2 separate regions of the Homo sapiens genome follow, and region 2 is linked to region 1. Evidence: chromatin loops called from intact Hi-C (ENCODE). Cell type or tissue: endothelial cell of umbilical vein. All regions are shown on one strand. Links, peaks and the distances in the headings refer to the core of each region. The heading gives the core; the rest is flanking DNA.

Region 1 (10,270 bases), core at 720-8,719:
TCAGCAAGTTACTTAAACTCTCCAAACCTGTTATATCATCCATAAAATAGACGGATAGAGTCCCATTCAGCCCAAGGGTTGTTGAAAAGATGAGAACAAATGCACACTCTGTTCCTAACACACTGCCCCATGGCACGGGGCCAGCCACGCAGTAAAGGACAGCTATTTGTGTGATTGTGATCCACCCTCAAAGTTTAATTGAGCCTATCTCCTCCAGGAAGGGTTCCCTGGCTTTGCCAGTTCTCACCAGTCTTTCATGTGCTAAAACCTGTCTAGCGTATGTCATTTAGAACTTGTATATGCATCATCTTGTCTTCCCAGTTGTCCAATTCGACCCTGGACAACAACAATCGCATCTTATGCCATCTAGGAGCCTGGCACAAAGTAAACCAGGAATGGCAATGAAATTCTAAAATCACTTGTGACAACTCAGTTCAGTTGGAAGTGGTTCGATGGAATGAATGTTATAAATTCTGAGGCTATCTTCAGGTTCACAGGGTTCGGGCAGGGGCAGGGGTTAATAAGTGCTAATTATCAATATCTGTCATGAGTGCAGAATGAAGGAGTGGTGGCCATGTAACAATTACCTGTCATCCCTGGAGGAGGCACTCAGGCCCAAGTTAAGCAAGCTCACATCCCCTCATCCCACTGGCCCACCCAACCCTCATTCCCCCAGTGTGTTGGAGGCCTCTCGGATGGGCATGGAGATGGCACACACTGACCTGCATAGCTCCGCCCCGTGCTCATGTTCGTTGGAAGCAGCGTCCATTTGTCAGTGACAGGATTGTAGTACTCCACCGAAGCCAAGTTGCAGGATCCATCATCCCCTCCAACCACATACAGGAGCCCATTTACTGCACAGACCCCTGTGAGTCAAACAAAAGCCATGGGAGACATCACAGCAGGTGCACTAAGAGATCAGAATTGATCAAGAGACAAATCTGGATAGCCTGGGAGGCTCTTTTCCTCCCTTCATGGCAATACAACAGAGATTTGGCTCCACAGGTTTGAGTTTGCTAAGTGAAAGAAAATATTGACAACAGCCACTGGGCTCCAAGGATCCTTCTTCCTAACAGGATCATTTCTCTGACCAGGGAGTTTTGATTACTTATAACGTGTATGCCCCCCGCCACACACATACCTATACTATAAGTATGTAGAGCATATGGGCACAGACCCCTCTTTAATGGAAAGGTGTATACAGACCTCCTGTGCCAGGCCTGAGCTAGGGAATAAGACAATTCAGGGGACTTCATGCATGCTACTCCTTCTCTGCTGCTAAGTTTTTCCCTGATAAGCCCTATGTTATATTCACACTGTGTGATGCTGATGGTTATGTCTCTAATCCCTTTACAAGACTGGGTCTACATTCACACACAACTCCCAGGGATGCAGAACAGCTCCTACTCTGATCTCAAAGGGAGATGGATTTTGGGCAAGGTCTCATACAGCAGGGTCTAAGGCATAGGAAAATGTAATGAATTATTGCTCATTAAGACTTTCAAAGGCCACAGTCCAATATGTTGTGTATTTTTTCAAAATTAGATTAAGGGATTGGTGATACTCTAAAAAGTAGTAATTATCAGTGTTGCTGAAGGTACTCTCAAATACTGGTGAGACGAAAAAATGGACACCCTCCTGGATGGCGTCTAAAATACATGTGCTTCCTCTGATTAAAAAATTCTACTTCTGGCCAGGCACAGTGGCTCACACCTGTAATCCCAGCACTTTGGGAGGCCAAGGCAGATGGATCACTTGAGCCCAGGAGTTCAAGACCAACCTGGGCAACATGGTGAAACCCTGTCTCTACAAAAAATACAGAAATTAGCCAGGCGTGATGGCGCATAACTGTGGTCCCACCTACTCAGGAGGCTGAGGTGGGAGGATCTCTTGAGCCCAGGAGGCAGAGTTGCAGAGCCAAGATTATGCCACTACAATCTAGCCTGAGAGAGCGAGATCCTGTCTCAAAAAAAAAAAAATCCATTTCTGGCCTTTTATTCTAAAGAAATAATTTTAAATGTGTGTACTAATTTAGCTATAAAGACCATTTATAATCACTCAAGTATTACTTATAGGATAGAAAAGATGGAAATAACCTGTGTCCAATAGTAGATTGGTTGTTTAAATTATGATATAGTCATTTAAAATAATATCATATAAATAAGTTTAGTGTTGTAATAAGACGTTCATGAGAGATTGTAAAGTGAGTTTTTTTAAAAAACAGGTTATAAAATAGTGTTATAGTGTAATTCCATTTTTGTTATTAAAAAATAGAAATATCTATGTATGAATTTTATACAAACACACATTTACATCTAAACTGAATTCCCAGGTTCTAGATAGACTAGCTGCCTTAAGGGTCCTGTAATTCTTTGCTCATGTGGCTTAAAGCCAAATGAGAACTTGGCAGCAGGCTTAGGCAATGAGTAAATTAGTAAATATCACCACCCCCCCCCCCGGTTTACACTTCCAAGTCAGCCACGAATGGGCTTAGCAAACAGGTAATATGAGAATAATGAAAATGGATCTGCCTGAAAGTCACCTGTGTGTCCTTCCAGCCTGGGAAGTTGGGCTAAGCCAACACTTTCCTAAAGCAAAGAGGCATAAAGGATATACTGACACAGTACACGACCCACAAGGCAAAGCTCAAAAAGGAAATAGCTTAAAAGGGGCCTCATGCTCCAAGAAATATAAACCTAAATACACTACAGTAAATCTTTCCTACAGGAAGGCATAGGAGACAAGAAGGAAAGCAAAGACAGGAATACAAAGAAAGCAATAAGGAAAGGAGAACTCATCAAGGGTCCAACTGTCCCTGCAAGGAAGGAGACTGCTTTCAAGTAGGAAGTGAGAAGTTCTCCTAGCCAGGCACTGGCAAAGAAAAGATAGAACCAAGTGCCATTGTCTGGCCCTTGTCCACAGAGCCCTGTCCTTAGCTACCTACTAAAGCTGTTGGGCAGCGGGCACTGATGGCAACCAGAGGACTTTCCCAGGTCTGTGCTCATCTGTGTGCGGTAAAAGTCATCACCCTTCACTGCGGGGAAAGGGGATCCTCTGCATCTAGGTTGCAGGATCTGCAGCTAGCTTTTGGGGTCTCAATTTCTCCCCTCCTCTAATCAAGAGCCCACCTGGCAAATGCACACTCCCTGTTCAGGATATACGCTCAGCTCCAGACCCTGGGAAATCTCCCTGCTGTTTAGAGCCAGTGTCTTCAGGGAGAAAAGGCACACAACCCCCAAAGGGGAGATGGAGAGAGCAGTCATTACCTGCGTTGCGCCGGCACATGTTCATGTCTGCCACTTGCTTCCAGGTATTTGTTCCAGGATCGTAAACCTCAACGCTCTTCCTCACCAAAGGCCCATCATGCCCACCTGTGGCGTACAGCTGTCCGCTAAGCACTCCAACCCCTGAAAGGCAGAGCACAGCATCCCAGCCTCATGCTGACTACAGTAACCAGAAATCAGGAGGCCTGGCATCCAGTCCTGGACAGCCCTGACCAGTGAGGGGACTTGGGGAGTGCCATTTTGTCTCCCTGGACCTCAGTGTCCTCATCTGTAAAACAAATATAATGACACCCTACCTGCCTCCTCATAAGACTAGCAACCTCAAAACTTTGAAATATAATGCAAATGTGACCCAAATTCTGTTTTTAAAAAACATTAAAAAATATATATATATATATACACACACACAGACAGACAGACATACATACATACATACATACATACATACATACATACATACGGGAGAGGATGTTCATAAGCAAAGAAAAAAAGACAAAAAATACTGAAATAAATCCATTAAAATATTAAGAATAATTATTTCTGAGTGGTAAATTACATTCATTTTCCTTTTTTGCCTATCTATATTGCCTAGTTTTCCTACAATGCTGTATTACTTACTCATCCTTATATTAGTTGAGTAAAAAGAGTTAAAAATTGAAACTAGCCACACAGCAAAAGTGCTGAAATTATCATCAGGGAGGCCTCCCTGCTGGTCGTGTAAGCAGAAGCTGACCTTTCTGCCCACTTCTCTCCTCCTGTACTGCAGAGGGCATTATCAGATCACTCACCGTGTTGATCAGCCTGAGCTGAGTGCTAGAATTGCTTCGTTTACAAGTTTTAGTATAATCTTTTAAAATCCTTTTATACAACAAGAAGATGAAAGCCATAAAGAAGGAAGACAGCACAGTATCTAGAAAGTGCAACTGACCTGGTAGCTAGGACACCTGTGTTCTGGACCTGTCTCTCTGACTTGCTCACTGGGTGACCCTTCCCCTTTCTGGGCCTCAGTTTCCCTATTTGTAAAGGGAAAGAGTTGTACTAGATCAGTAGTTCACATGGACCACAGACTTCTCCACTCCATGGGCAGGCTGCATCTCAATCGACTGGGAAGCTTTTTGAAAGACAGATTCCACACTGGTCAGGAGTCAGAAAAAGTTCCTCAGGTGACTGGGATGTGCAGAAAGTTCCTCAGGTGACTGGGATGTGCAGTCAGGTTTCAGACCCAAGAACCAGACTTGTAGACTATAACTCCATATGGATGAGGACTGTTTTTACCTTGTCCTCGTCTGCTTCCCTGTGCTCCACAGCAGTAGGTTCTCAAGAGATATTGCTTGAATAACAAAAATATAAATTAATAAAATCCCTCCCAGCAATTATGCAGGTATGCTAGTAGCTCCTAGCAGTTGCTCTAAACTAACAGCAGATGGTGCTGTTGTACCAACAATGGCTCTCTCTAACTGACAGGTTTAATAAAATTTGTTGAGTTCCAAAGCTGCCTCACCTTCCTTTCCTCCATGCTCAGCAGGAACACGCATTCCCTGAGAGATGGCCTCTTTTTTCCCCTAACCATCTGGTGGCATTGCCCACACCCTGCTGAGGAAGCGAGCTGCGTTCCAGGCACTCAGGCAACTCTGCCTCTGCCCTAGTGCAGCCTCATCCATAAACATTCATGCAGCCGTTTCCTGGACCTAGAGCCACAGGGGCTCCTGGCACCTCAAAGGGCCTCAGGCAGCCAAAGGCCAGGGCCTTTGGTCTCTGGGTCTTCAGCCAAAAACACCCACCTCGACATGCATGTGGGTTCCCAACTCCAGAGGTGAGACTTGCCCAAATCTTACGAAAGTGAAGCACTGAAGAAAGGCTGACCTGGGAGCCTGAGGCCAGGGCTCTGACAGTAACCTCAGGAAAAAGGCTTGGTTTTGATTTCCTAAATCAAGGTCAGTGTGCCTCCCAGGGACACTGGACTCCCAGGCAATAGAGGTGTCACCCTCCAGGTCCTCCAGTGTAGGTAAGAGACAGGACTAGGGCCAGGTGATGTCCACCCAGCAATAACCATTTCAGCAGCGTGGCAGAGACAAAGCAGCTGTAGTCTCCAAAGGCGGCTCCCTCCACAGAGACAAGCCTGAGCTTCCTAAGGCAGGTCTGCCCTCCAACTTCGTGCCTGGCTGCCTCCCCAGGCTTTCGGCCCTAGGAGCAGTCACACATCTCAGGGTGTGCTGCCCCAGGCATGCTGAGCTCTCACCCTTACGTCACAACAGAGGATTTCTAGGGAGTACGAAGACTCTACCAAAACTTTAGAAACCAAAATGTCTGAAAGAGGTTTATGACGGGAAAAGAATCATGGGATTTGTGGATCGACTTGGTTCTTAGGGAACACCTACTACAACCCTACAACCCACTCATTTCACATATAAGGAATTAGAGGCCAGAATAAGGGAAGGGATTTGCCCAAGGAAGGTCATATGGCAAATGACAGCAGACCCAGCACCAAGTCCCGGGCCTCCTGACTTCCAGGCAATGGCCCCACGTTCAGGAAGGGCCAACCTGTCAGAATCAGCAGAGACAAAAATTCTCTAAAAATAGCACTCCAAACACAAACACTTCTTAAATGGAATCATGCAGATTTTATTTTTGAAACCAGTGAGCACACAAAGGCTCTTTAAAAATATTAAAATAGCATACTTTTTAAAGAATGATGAGGAAGTGGTCATATGTTTGGTACTATAAAACGAGATCACAACTCAATCTCCAAAAATACAAAAAAAAAAAAAAAAAAAAAGAGAGAGAGAGAGAGAAAGGAATAACATTGCGGGAATGTGGCTTCCCTTCTCAGAAGTCACACAGTCTTCCCGCCAGGATCAGATTGGTAATCAGTCACCACTGACCACAGGAACCAGCAGTAAAGAGCCAGTGGACTGATGCCTCTGTCTGCCCTCAGACCCTTCCCTTTGGGCCTCTAAGACAATGGATGGGAAGACAAAGCAGGGGAGAAGGGGCTGTTGCTCTGCTTCCTGAAAAATCCCAAAGGATCATAGAGCTTCTGGTTTTCTGACAAAAAGTAGAAGTGGAAAACCTTTTGAAAAGTCATTTTCTTCACATGTTGGGGAATAGGTTGAAGTGAGGAAAAGTGGGAGTGGGGGACATAAGTTATCTCCAGACATGAACACTAATAGCTTGGCTTTCAATTCCAGACAGGCAAGCTCAGCTTTGTCAACTGAAGACTTGTCCTACTACTTCAGAGGAATAAGACTGATAATTTAGGGATTTAAAAAGCTAACTCTGGAGTCAGCATTACTAATTATATGACCTTGGGCAAATTACTCAACCACTGGCAGACCTCCTTTCTAAATCTGATAAGTGCAATTCATATTGTATCCACCTCGTAGGGCTGCAGTGAGGATTAAATGGATTGAGGCATAAAAAGTACTTGTTAGGACAGTGCCTGGCACATAGTAAGCCTTAACTTTCAAAAGATATAAACACCTTCATAGAAACATAAGGTATGATGAGGAGGAGCGTATTATCTCATCCATTCTCTAGTGATCCCCCAGGAAAGGTTAACTTATAAAGTACTGTGTCTAGCTGCAAAGGTGCTAGTAGGATTATATACAGCAAAATGAAAGGAGGAGGAGGAGGTAAAATAAAATGTTAAGTTGTTGAACCAATACCCACTCATGACTGATTAAAGAAATCACAGATTACACAAACTGGAAAAACATCCCATATTCATGGATTGGAAGAATCAATATCATTAAAATGACCATATTCCCTGAAGGAATCTACAGATTCAACACAATTCCTATCAAACTATCAACATCATTCCTCATAGAATTAGAAAAAACAATCCTAAAGTTTATACAGAACCAAAAAAGAGCCCGAATAGCCAAAGCCAATCTTAACCAAAAAGAACAAAGTCAGAAGTATCACATTACCTGACTTCAAATTATATTACAAGGCTATAGTAACTAAAACAGCATGGTGCTGGTACCAAAAATAGACACAGAGAACAATGGAACAGAATAGAGAACCCAGAAACAAAGCCACATACCTATAACAAGCTGATCTTCAAAAAAGTCGACAAAAATAAAACAATGGGGAAAAGACTCTCTATTCAATAAATGGTGTTGTATGTGGCTAGCCACATACAGAAAAATGAAACTAGACCTCTATCTCTTACCATATACAAAAATTAACTGAAGATGGATTAAAGACTTAAATATAAGACCTGAAACTATAAAAGTCCTAGAAGAAAACCTAGAAAAAACTCTTCTGGGCATTGGCCTAGGCAAACAATTTATGACTAAGATGCCAAACGGAAAGTGCAACAAAAACAAAAATAGACAAATGGGACTTAATTAAACAAACAAAAAAAGCTTCTCCACAACATAAGAAATAATCAACAAACAGTCAACCTACAGAATGGGAGAAAATATTTGCAAATTATGCCCCCCAACAAAGGATTAATGTTCAGAATATACAAGGAACTCCAACAACTCAACAAGGAAAAAACAACCCCATTAAAAAGCAGGCAAAGGATATACATACAGACATTTCTCAAAATAAGGCATGCCAGTGTGGCCAATAATCATATGAAAAAATGCTTAACATCGTAATCATCAGAAAAATGAAGATTAAAACCACAGTGAGATATCATCTTACAGATGGCTATTACTAAAAAGTCAAAAAAGGCCGGGTGCAGTGGCTCATGCCTGCAATCCCAGCACTTTGAGAGGCCGAGGCAGGTGGATCATGAGGTCAGGAGATTGAGACCATCCTGGCTAACAGGGTGAAACCCCAACTCTACTACAAATACAAAAAATTTGCCGGGCATGGTGGTGGGTGCCTGTAGTCCCAGCTACTCGGGAGGCTGAGGCAGGAGAATGGCGGAACCCGGGAGGCGGAGCTTGCAGTGAGCCGAGATAGCGCCACTGCACTCTAGCCTGGGCAACAGAGTGAGACTTCATCTCAAAAAAAAAAAAAAAAAAAAAAAAGTTTAAAAAAAAAAAGACTTTAGCATGGTTGCAGAGAAAAGGGTATGCTTATACACTGTTGTGGAAATATAAATTAATACAACCTCTATGGAAAAACAGTATGGGGATTTCTCAAAGAACTCAAAATATAACTACCATTTGACCCAGCAATCCCACTACTGGGTATCTATGCAAAGGAAAAGAAATCATTATATTAAAAAGACATGTACAGTTATTATGTTTAAAGCAGCACTACTGACTACCACAAAGTCATATAATCAATCTAAGTATCCATCAATGGCTGATTAAAGAAAATATAGTATGTATACACCATGGAATCTTATGCAACCAAAAAAAGAGTGAAATCATGTCCTTTGCAGCAACATGGATGGAGCTGGAGGCCATAATCCTATGTGAGATAACCCAGAAACAAAAAATCAAATACTGCATGTTCTCACTTATATGTACAGGCTAAATAATGGGTATACATGGACATAAAGATGAGAACAATAGACACTGGGGATTCCAAAAGGGATAAGTCTGGGAGGAGGGTGAAAGTTGAAAAATTACCCATTGGGTTCAATGGTCACTATTTGCGTGATGGGTACACTAGAAGCCCAAACTCGACCATTATGCAATATATCCATGTAACAAACCTGCACATGTACCCTCTAAATCTAAAATAAAACAAAAAAATTTAAGGACCCACTTGTGAGCAAATCAGACACAGCCAGCACCCCGAGGTTCTCCCATACCTGCGCCACTGCGGCGGGTGCTCATGTCCGCCACGTATATCCATTCATTGGTCGCTGGGTTGTACTGCTCCACAGTGCTCAGACACTGGCGGGAAGCTCCATCATAACCCCCAACAGCATATAGCTTCCCTGCAATAGACAAAGTGGCTGAGTGTGGTGCCAGGGATACTGGCATGAAACCAGAGCTCAGCTGAAACCCTATCTGCAACCAACTGGGGCACCCTTACCTCAGAATTCTGTTCCCTCTTTCTCCAGGGGACCACCAACTTACTCCTCAACCAAGCAAAGCATCCTTCACATTTCTTCACATATTCTACTTGCTCTTAAGCCATGAGCTCCTTAGAAGCAAACACTTAACGTCTTTCTAAATAAGTACCCGCAAATACCCAGCACAAAGCTATGGCCTGGCACCACTGGGGCTCAACATAATCTTGCTGATGAATTAGGTTAAATTTTCTCTAGAACAAGACACCAGCACCAGATAGATGGAAAGCTAGAAGGCCCCCAGCTATAGGCAGGCAGACCATCTTTCTGGCTAAAGGCTTGACATAGCAGATGAAGTAAATATGGAAAATTATTATTCAATGAGAACCCAAAACCTGTCTTAGCCATTGTCTCTACCCCTTCCACAACCTTGGCAGGTAGAGTGTGTGAATGGAGTGTTCTTTGTACATTGTGGGCCAGGGTGGCTGGAATTTTTCTGCAGACTACCCTGTGATCTCTGAGCCATGCACAAGAGCCCTGAGGTGCCGTCATTTACTTTTAAATTAAAATACCATTAAGCTGCTACCCAAGAGCATCATTTCTGCCTGGGGCTGGGGGCTGAGGGCTGAGAGTGAGGTTGGACACAGGAGGAAAAATTTGGCATTTGAGCTATCCCAAAGCAGAAATTCAAACATTTTGGGTTTAAAATTTAGTCTTAAAATGCAATGGGATGGTCTCTTCTGTGGGAACAGGGGGAGGAGTCACACTAGCTGTAGACTAAATAAATATCACCAAATGCAAATCTATTTAACAGGATTACTTACTCAGTAGATTTTTTGGTCACATGTGCTTTCTTGATGGACAGACACCAAGAATACTACTAGTATTTGAAAATCTGCAATTATTTTAAGTTAGAAAGATTCTCAGGCTCAAACCTATACTCTGCTACCAGAACTACTGCTGTATTATCAAATATAAAAATGTTTTTCTTCTATCATCATCGAGCCTGGCTTTGTTTTCTGCCCCAGGGTCCTCTCAATTGACCCATCTAAAAGAAAGA
Region 2 (10,270 bases), core at 1,218-9,217, 410 kb after region 1:
CCCCCCCCAAAAAAAAAAATTGAACGTAAGGCTGGGCAAGGTGGCAAGGTGGCTCACACCTGTAATCCCAGCACTTTGGGAGGCAGAAGCAGGCAGATCATCTGAGGTCAGGAGTTTGAGACCAGCCTGGGCAACATGGCAAAACCCCGTCTTACAAAAAATACAAAAATTAGTCAGGCGCAGTGGCAAGCACCGGTAGTCCTAGCTACTCGGGAGGCTAAGTCAGAAGAATCGTTAGAACCTGGGAGGCAGAGGTTGCAGTCAGCCGAGATTGCACCACTGCACTCCAGCCTGGGCGACAGTGATGCCCTGTCTCAAAAAAAAAAACAAAACAGTAATTTACACTATTATAGTCCCCAAATTTAAAATTTGAATACGATGATGGAGGAGCTATGCAGCGATGGATTGAGGTTATTCATAACTGATTATAAAAGCAGTTATTTTATTGGTGGGGAAACACTGACAAGTCAACAGATTCATTTCAGCCATTTTCTCTCCTAAAACAATGACATTCTAATAAAAAAAACTAACATTTACACCACCCAATGAATTATGCCACTGCAATATGCCCTTCTACATTTTCCAAGAACTTAAGCTGTGTCACACACGTGTCTAAATTAGTAATAAAATTAAACTGGAGAAACTATTACTCCAATTTTAAAAGCAGCACGGATTAAAAAAGTAAGAAGGGGGCAAGGCACGGTGACTCACGCCTGTAATCCCAGAACTCTGGGAGGCTGAGGCAGGCGGATCACTTGAGGTCAGTTCAAGACCAGCCTGGCCAACTTAGTGAAATCTGATCTCTACCAAAAATACAAAAATTAGTCAGGCGTGGTGGCGGGCGCCTGTAGTCCCAGCTACTCAGGAGGCTGAGGCAGGAGAATCGCTTGAATCCGGGAGGAGGAGGTTGCAGTGAACCGAGATCGCTCCACTGCACTCCAGCCTGTACGACAGAGCGAAACTGTCTCAAGGAAAAAAAAAAAAAAGTAAGAAGGCGCTCCCAATGGATATACAAATAATTATCAGTCCATTCAATTCCATCAACAAGCACTTAGTAAATGCACAGTACCTGTGAGAAAACCAGGCCAACAAGCATTTCAAGGTTACCAAAAAAGGAAGGTTGAAAATAGCCTCACACTAACCCAGCTCTAAAAAGACAAATAATTCAAAACCACCCTTTAATGTCTGTCTCTCTAAACAGGTGCACCCCAGTTAATGTTAATAGTCTGCATTACTACTGGTAATGATTCTGGCTACCATTTTAGATTATCAGATCCTTCAAAGTAAATGCCCAACTTTTTTCACTGATTAGAAGGCGAAACGGGGAACCAAATGAAATAATCCACCGTCTTTCTAAAAGTCAGTTTGATTTTAACTGATTACAAACAAAAAGGGCTTAACAGTTTCCCACTGCGCAAATGTGCCAACCGATTCCTACAACCTCATCTAGGAAACCAGGCGTGCCACGCGAACCCTAATGCTATACAAAGTGTCCCCCTCCAGCCTGGCCTATGCAGAGCGCATTCTAGACAAGGCCCCAGTGCACCAACAGCCCAATTTTGGCTATATTCTCTGAGCGATTTAAGGAAGTCCGCAACCACTCATCTCACGTGACCTTAAAAAGGGGCGCAGTTGAGCCCAGAATAAAACACACTCCTTTTTCTTCTACATCAACTTCACTGCCCAGCATGAAGGAAGTGGGCGGGGAAGAGGCGCAGCGCCAGCGGGCAGGAGAGGTCAGCAAAGAAACGTGGGGTGTCGCGCCATCTACTCTGGAGGGGCTGGAGGTGAGGGGCACGCCCGCTCAACTGCACTGCAGCCGCTGCAAATCCAAGGCTGCCACACCCCCCGGCAGCCAGGGACACGGCTTCATCTTCCTCTTTCTCCAGCGGAAAGGGGGCCCTCTCCACGGAACGCCCCACCTGCTAGAGTCCTCCACATCCCGAAACGCAACGCCCGAGAGCAGGCGCGGGTGGCAGGCGGCGCTGGGGGGCAACAGGAGGGGAAGGGCCGCGGCGACCTGCAACCCGCGCATGCGCAGATCCGGGTACCCGCCCGTTTACCTACCGTTGGAACCGCGATGCCCCGTTCCCTGGCCGCGGCCGCTTCTCCAGGACCCGCGGCGACGGCAAGAGGGCGAGAACTGAGGCCCCAAGTGGCTCCGCGGCCGAGAAGCCTCTTCCTGGGGCGGCCGCTGACGGGAGGTTAAAGCTACGGCTGTGGCGCGGGGCCAGCCCGGTAAGCGACCCCCCGGATACCCCCGGCGGTGGTGGCGACGCAGACGCGGAACAGGGGGAGAGAGTGGCGACAGAGGCGGCGGCTGAGGTGCAGAGCCTCCCTAACGGCGAGCGGGAGGAGAGCGGCTGGCGGGCGGAGGCCGGGCCGGACGTGACGTGCGTGGGAGGGGGCGGGGCAGGCCGCTGGTGGGGGCGGGGCGGCGAGGGTCCCCACCCCCACAGCATTCCGGGCAGCGGCCCTGTGTCCTGCAAGCTTGAGGACCGCGGTTCCTCTCCCACCAATTGGGGTCCTGAATTAGGGTGCGAGCAGCCAGGCGCCATCCCGGGGCGGGTTGTGGGGTCCTCGGTATGGGGAGGTTGGGAAACAGAGAGGACACTGGGGAGAGGAAAGATAAAGGGAAAATCCGGAACACAGAGATCGCTTCTGGTCTCTGCGGAGGAAGCCAGGCCCCCAGGGCGCCCATATCCAGGTGAGGAGCACAGAGACCTGAACCGAAAACCGCTGGGGGAGACCTAAGCGGTGACTTCGGTTCCCATTCCCAGAGATGTGAGTTAGATCCGGGACCACGGGGCTGCACCTGCGTCCTGCCCGCCCCCACCCTACCCCTTCACCTCAGGACCTGACCTAGACTCCAGAGAGAACAGTAAGGCTTCGGTGCCTTAGTCTGGGACTGTGGAAGTCGATAGGCTGCGGGCTTACAGGGAGCTTCGTATACTAAAATCAGCCAGCTGCGGAGGCAGAGCTGAAAGGAGGCAGAAAGAATGAGCTCTCTGAACTTGCATGGCTACCCAGACCATCCCTACAACTCCCTTGAACTCACAAGGGTATGAATATTCAGCCAATCTCTTCTTTGTTATAGTCTGTTAAGGGCTTTGAGATCTTCCATTTGGACTCCTTGACAGCCGGTAGATCAACACCTGCACAAAAAATAGCAGCCACCACAATTCAGTTGTCCCTTACCTACCTGAGCTGGAAGTTAGTAACTTGGAAAATGTAAAACAAGAACCCTCATAGAACTTGGGACAAGATTTGAAAAAAATAAAGTTACCCTATGAAATGATCTGTAAATGGGCTACAGAGGCCACAGTGTCTCCCACATTTCATCAGAGAGAGTAAACCATGTGTAACCTAAGTGTCACATACCCAGTTAATGCTGTCATAACCGAAGGGTGGGGTCCACAAAGAGTCTAAAACCAGAAGAATCTGAATAAGAATGTTCTATGAGGCTCCCAGGAACTCTGTCCAGGAACGAGGCAACTGATTCTAATGACCAGAACCAACACTTACTCTCAGGGCAGTTAAATCTTAATTCAGATTCACTCACTCATTCAACAGATACTTAGTGAATGCTTACTATGTTCTAGTCTCTTAAGATACGTCAGTAAATCCCTGCCTTCGTGGAGTTTATATCCTAGCAAACCTAAATTCTGGATCTCCGTTAAGAGCATACAAAGGCCCATACTCTGATTCCAAACTCAGCTAGTAGCCTTTCCATCATTCAGGGAGTCTCTCAAATAAATCTACATACCCAATAAGAAGGGATTGTCCAAGGCATATAACTAGGACTAGTTATACTAGCTGTACAGTTTTTGTCAATAAATTCATATCATGGTTTACAAATCGGACACTGTTCACTGGGTTGAATTGTTTTATCCGAATTAATTTCTCAGAGCCTATTTAAACTTGAGCGAAGTGAAATAAAAGTTTCCAAATCTGCCAAACAGGATCAACAGAGCCTGATTTCAGAGCAGCCCAGTGAAGATGCAGTCTGTGCATTTAGCCTTGTATCTCTCTTTAAATATCTTAAATGAAAGCTTTACCTGTGATTCCATGCTTGGAGAACAGGAGCAATATGATTGCTTCAAAAGCTTTATCATAAGTGCGTAAAAGTCTTGAGAGTAAATCCGAAGAGAGTTAAAAACCTCCTCCGCCTGCCCCACATATGCAACACAGGCTCTTGTTGACATAACTGACTGTAATAAATACTTTGCTCTGAATATGAAACCTAAGATGTAAGCTCCCAGAGGGAAGGATTCCCTTGCCTTTTTTTTTTTTTTTTTTTTTTTTTTTTTTTTGGTGAGACAAGGTCTTGCTCTGTCACTCAGGCTGGGGTCCAGTGTCTGGATTATGGCTCAATACAGCCTCAACTTCCTGGCCTCCAGCAGCATTCCTACCCTAGTCTCCTGAGTAGCTGGGACTACAGGGACATGCCACCATGCCTGGCTAATTTTAAAATTTTTTTAGAGATGGGTTTCCCTATGTTGCCCAGGCCTCTCTTGAACTCCTGGCCTCAAGTGATCCTCCCACCTCAGCCTCCCAAAGTGCTGTGATTACAGGCGTGAGCCACCGTGCCCGGCCTCCCTTGCGTTTTTATACCCTACCCACAAAGTATGGGATCTCAAAAAACAAATGAATTGATCAATGACCATTTTCCCCCTCAAAAACTGCAGAACATATTCTTGGAAGATATATTCTCTAGATCCTACTTGATAATATAAAAACAGTATGTTCAACATAGGGGCCACATGGGCTATAATTCAAAACAAACACTTTTATTTTGTATCTTTTGCCATGCCTTTCAATTTGTGCAGTGGGAGTAGATCTGTCATGTACCTAATTGAAAACTCAGGCAGGTTCCATGAGTTTTTAGGGGTTCTGTGGTCTCCTTAGGAATAGAGTCCTGTTGTCATTGAGTCACAAAGAGTGAAATGTTTTCCTCTTTTTCAGCTGGGAACAGTTGTCTCATTGCTTGCCCTAAAGAGGGGACCATAGTCATCTTTAACCTGCCTAGTCTTTCTCCTCCCGGCTTAACTAATCATAACCAAATCTGGGGAAGGCAGGGAGAAAAAGGAGCAGGAAAGTTGTTAACTTTGTATGATGGTTTGACATTCCCTGGGCATGGTAGATGCTTAAAGCTGACTTATTTTTTCATGGATACCTCAGAGACTACCACCATCCCCCTTCTCTGGTGGTTTCTCCCCCATAATTCTATTGGTCTAAGCGTAAAGCTATTTTGGCAGTTATTTACTTCTTTCCACGCACCTCCAACTACTTGTCTGTTGAAACCTGGGCATCTCTGTAAAGGCCCTGTCAGATAGGATCTGAGATGACTCTCACACTCGTCCATTTGCAAGTGACCCTTTATTGTGGGACAAGGTTGTGCACTCCGTACCCTAGGGGGTGCCATTCACATCATTCTCACTGTAGTTCTGTATGTTATTTATTTTAATGTTTTTCCAGCAGGTGGCAGTAAAGTGTTTTGTCCAAACTAAATTACAACGACTGCTTCCCAATAGATGGAAGCAAAGCGTCTGGACGAAGGAGAGCTTTTTTCTCATGGTGCTGCTGTGTTAGCCTAGTGACAGCTCTGTATGGCCCACACCTGGTCCACAGGAAGCTCTCAGGCACCTCTTGCCCGAACAAACTTGGGAGTACAGGCTAATCCCAGTGCAGATTCAACATTCCTCTACTCTGCTGCCAAAACAGCCGCCAGCCTGTGGGAGTCAGACACAGGCCCACGGTGCCCCTCAGACTGCAGGAGGTACAAGTCAAGTGCTCTGAGCAGATCCATTGAAGGCCCACTCCCTCGACTTGAAGTAAAAGGCAGGCAGGCACCTGTGGTAAGAATCACAGCTCACCAGCAACAGTCTCCAAAGACATTGTCCTCAATAATTCTGGTTTGGCCTTTTATAACTAAATAACTGAGTATTTAATCTACCTGCTTTGTCTAAATCCTCTGAAATTTCTAGAGGGGGTCTATCTCAGAAATTACTTTAGTTTTTTGGTGGATGGAGGGAAGAAGATGGTTTCTTTTATAATAATCTTGTTGCTTCAGTTAAAACAGTGGTTCTCAACTGCGACAATTTTGGGGGACCATGTGTGCAGACATTTTTGGTTTTTTTTTAAACTTTTTTTTTCCTTCTGAATTCAGGATCTGCTGAATACAGACATTTTTGATTGTCACCACTGGAGAGGTGCTATTGGCTGGTGGGAGAAGGTCAAGGATGCTGGTAAACATCCTTTACGGCACAGGACAGCCCCTACAGCAAAGAACAGCAATTCTGTTTGTTACAGAGATGAGAGAATACCTCACTAAAAGAATACTTCAAAATTACATCACTTTTTCTTCTTTTTTTCCTACAAATTCTTTACCTGTAGATGGAAACGTCACATTTCAATATATCAATAGAGTCAAAAATAGCATTTGCAATAGCTATTTGGCCAGGATGAGAAGTGACTGGTATAGACCAATCCTTTGTGTTTCCAAGACTCCTTCTGGAGATGAGGCCATGCCAGGAAAATTACTACTTGAGATAAAATTGTTATTTATTTGCAAGATGACTTTTAAGCCTGGAAAACAAGCATTCTATCCCAGCTTATCTGAACAGAGGCATTATGCCTCTCAGAAGTAAGGTCATGAGTCACATCACTGTGGAAGGAATATATCTTTGCTACAACCTGGACTGCATTCTAGATGCCAGGGAGGACCTCAGCATATCTGCCTCCCCAAGGTCACCAGTGTCACTGGAATGAGACTTGAAGTCAGGAAGTAGCTGTCTCTGCAGTTACTTTACAGATGGCTAATAATGCCCTCATTATTCACAGAGAATGCAAATGGGTTCTTCCATCCTTTACATGAGTTTGACTGAATTCATCTCTTCCAGATGTAGCAGGATGTTGAGCCCTTCCCTTGCACCATCAGTAAGGAAACTTTTAATCAGGTGTTTTCCTTACCGTTACTGATCTCCCTGAGCAAGGCTGTTTGAGTACTGGGATATAGATTAACTTGAGTTCAGTCAAGGCTGCCTTGTCTTTCTTAATACGATGTTAATAAGAAACGAGCCACCCTAGCCAGAAAAGCCAAAAAGATATATTCTATCCCCACCAATTCTATCACTTAAAAGTAAAATAGATAAAACAAACATTCCAAGTTCCAGTTCTAGCCCTGTTACTAGCCTTTTGACTCTGGTCAAGTTACTTAACTTAGTTGTACCTTAGATTCCCCATTAGTCAAATAGGGAAACAGACTTAAATGAATTGGTATGCATAAAAGTGCTTTATTAGCCATATACAATTTTTTCAGTTCCCTCTCCTATACTGCATTCAGAGGCCTAGAGAACAACCTGAAAATGTCTTGCTTTCATATCTGGATTTATTGCCAGGAATGAGGCCCAGTGTGAACACCTTTCTTGACAGAAATTGCCAAATCTTTGTCTATCTATTTGTAAATGAAAACCAAGAACCACTAAGAATTCCCCCAAACTCTCGGTGCTGGTTTTAAGATCTTCTGAGCCTTGTAAGTTACAGTAAATACAAGCACATCTCTTCCCCAATTAGAAGCATATTTACACTGCCCATTTGTAGAACAAGACATGACTGTAAATACAGATAGGAAGCCATCATTACATGCAGTCTTGTGTGCAGGGAAAAACAAGTGCATATGGAGATGAGATTGTGACTACTCTTGATTCTCACAGAGCAGTAAAATGCTATCAAATTCAGTCAAACTCAGCTAATGAATTTTCTCCTTGAGGTAGTCTCCTCTACTGGGAAGAAAGGAAGAACTAAAAACACATCAAATTTAAATCCTCTGGTAAAAGAGAAGCAACTCACCATTAGAGAGATGTATTGCTGGCTCTTCCAAGAAATGGAGTGGAAATCTTTCTGTGCCACTTTGCCCAGGACCATTGTGCCAGTGTGCAAGAATGTGTGTTTTTCATAAACAGAAAAATATCACTAGCTGCAAAGAGAAGAAACTGTTCCAGGGTGTACAAATCCCACGCCAACCTCCAAAATAATGGCAAATACTGTTCTGATCTTAGCAACCCAGAATAACCTTTGTGCCATTTATTTATTCAACACATATTTCTTGGGCAGCTATTATGGGTCAGGCACTGTGCTAGGCGATATGATCATGATCTCTGCCCTGGAAAAGCTTCATCTTACATATCTCTGGAATAAAATATTTTGGTGGAATAGAACCAAAGTTAACATAATGTGGATTTCAGCTTCTATATTCACTCATATAGCCACTGGTGCCAGTCACATCCAGTTTGGAGAGCTGGAACAATTAACAGTAAGTCTCATCTTTGCCAAGTCCACATATTTGGCCTGATAACTCAGAATTCAGTGTATGACAATAATGTAGGCCAATACTATCATCAGCTATAAGACTAATTTGTTTTGGTTTCTTTATTAAATTCCTATAATCAGCTAGATATTTTTTCCACAATCAGAACTTTTATTGTTGAAAATAAATAAATAACAAAGAATAAATATCCCTTTCTCTTCTTCCCTCTGCCTGTATCCATATAGGGGAAAGAAAAAACTGCTCTGAGATTCAGTGAGATTATGACCTTCACAAAATCATGAACTTTCTGCTGCCTTTTTAACCAGAAATCTAGGCAGGAGGGTCTCACCATTTTGCATATCCTACCTGTTCCTTACAGGCTCTAGGCTTTTGAGCCTTCCTATCATTTGACCAGCCAAGTTGCTTCTCAGCACCTTTTTTTTCCCCTTTGAGTCAGGGTCTGGGTCCAGTGGCCCAATTATAGCTCACTGCAGCCTCAGTATCCCAGGCTCAAGCAATCCTCCCACCTCAGCCTCCCAAGTATCTGGGACTACAGGCATGTGCCACCATGCCCAGCTTTTTTTTTTTTTTTTCTTAGAGACGTATTATCACTACATTGCCCAGGGTGGCCTCTAACTCCTGGGCTCAAGAGATCCTCCCACCTCGGCCTCCCAAAGTGCTGGGATTACAGGCATGAGCCACCATGCCTAGCCTTCAGGCACCTTCCATTCAGACCACATTTTCTGTGGCAAACTGACAACGCCAATGTTTGCAGTTTGCAGTTTAACTACAGCTGTATTTTTTGCCAAACATTTACACCTAACTACTCTTTTCCACTAGAGTATATAACAATTTACAGAAGCATTTAATGTTTTCTGAATCCCCAAGCTCATCAGCAGAGAAGCTCCAAAACATGAAGGTGTACATCCCTATTTTAGGCCTTCATAGAAAGAAACCAACCTGGCCGGGCACGGTGGTTCAAGCCTGTAATCCCAGCACTTTGGGAGGCCGAGGAAGGCGGATCACGAGGTCAGGAGTTCAAGACCAGCCTGACCAACATAGTGAAACCCCATCTCTACTAAAAATACAAAGTTAGCTAGGCGTAGTGGCGCATGCCTGTAATCCCAGCTACTGGGGAGGCTGAGGCAGGAGAATCATTTGAACCCAGGAGGCAGAGGTTGCAGTGAGCCGAGATTGCACCACTGCACTTCAGCCTGGCGACAGAGCAAGACTCTGTCTCAAAAAAAAAAAAAAAAAAAAAAAAAGGCCGGGCACGGTGGCTCAAGCCTGTAATCCCAGCACTTTGGGAGGCCGAGGCGGGCCGATCACAAGGTCAGGAATTCCAGACCAGCCTGGCCAATATGGTGAAACGCTGTCTCTACTAAAAATATTAAAAAAAATTAGCTCGGCATGGTGGTGCATGCCTGTGATCCCAGCTACTCAGGAGGCTGAGGCAGGAGAATTGCTTGAATCTGGGAGGCGGAGATTACCGTGAGCCGAGATCGCGCCACTGCACTCCAGCCTGGGCGACGTAGACACCGTCTCAAAAACAAAACAAACAAAAAAGAAGGAGATAATAGAATGGAGGGAAGACAATATTCAAAGAAATAGTGGCTGAACATTTTCCAGAATTGAAGGTAAATATCCTAAATTCTGGAAGACCAAAACTTGCCATGCTGAAAAGTATAAAATGCACACATAAAATTTAGTACCCAGAGAGAAAGGGGATCTTAAAATTAGGCAGCAAGAAAAGACATTAGGCCGGGCACAGTGGCTCACGCCTGTAATCCCAGCACTCTGGGAGGCCAACATGAGCAGATTGCCTGAGGTCAGGAGTTCGAGACCAGCCTGACCAACATGGCAAAACCCTGCCTCTACTAAAATTACAAAAATTAGCTGGGTGTGGTGGCACACGCCTGTAATCCCAGCTACTCGAGAGGCTAAGGCAGGAGAATCACTTGA

Evidence for each region. Hi-C counts contacts between places; a loop is a spot of excess contacts. Peaks named below come from ENCODE experiments on the same cell type or tissue, not always from the same donor. Only the 100,000 strongest peaks of a DNase experiment are listed, where the experiment ranks them.
Region 2: a loop joins it to region 1, with 4 times the contacts of the local background. A loop is called at or near these places in 9 of 110 quality-filtered maps.

Annotation. Positions count from the first base shown.
Region 1 is chr5:137,625,031-137,635,300 of GRCh38, forward strand. KLHL3 (kelch like family member 3) reads right to left here. Exons shown (of 15, transcript NM_017415.3): 12 at 9,007-9,135; 13 at 3,267-3,407; 14 at 723-866. Among named protein-coding and RNA genes, the nearest start is that of MIR874, 17 kb to the right of the region's middle. RefSeq lists a silencer at 4,622-4,791 and an enhancer at 5,178-5,928. In endothelial cell of umbilical vein, for the core only: a CTCF peak has its summit at 4,694 (motif pointing right); a DNase peak (open chromatin) is centred at 4,741.
Region 2 is chr5:138,030,715-138,040,984 of GRCh38, forward strand. FAM13B (family with sequence similarity 13 member B) reads right to left here and starts at 2,365. Exons shown (of 24, transcript NM_001385994.1): 1 at 2,068-2,365. FAM13B-AS1 (FAM13B antisense RNA 1) reads left to right here and starts at 2,060. Exons shown (of 2, transcript NR_037900.2): 1 at 2,060-2,238; 2 at 5,479-8,219. It overlaps LOC124901077 (a long non-coding RNA gene), which reads left to right and starts at 2,425. Exons shown (of 2, transcript XR_007058952.1): 1 at 2,425-2,537; 2 at 2,781-3,959. RefSeq lists enhancers at 1-179, 1,394-1,453, 1,554-2,437, 5,545-5,754 and silencers at 1,944-2,013, 2,024-2,073. In endothelial cell of umbilical vein, for the core only: a CTCF peak has its summit at 5,422; DNase peaks (open chromatin) are centred at 1,737, 2,087 and 5,457; H3K4me3 peaks cover 1,729 bases; H3K27ac peaks cover 1,399 bases.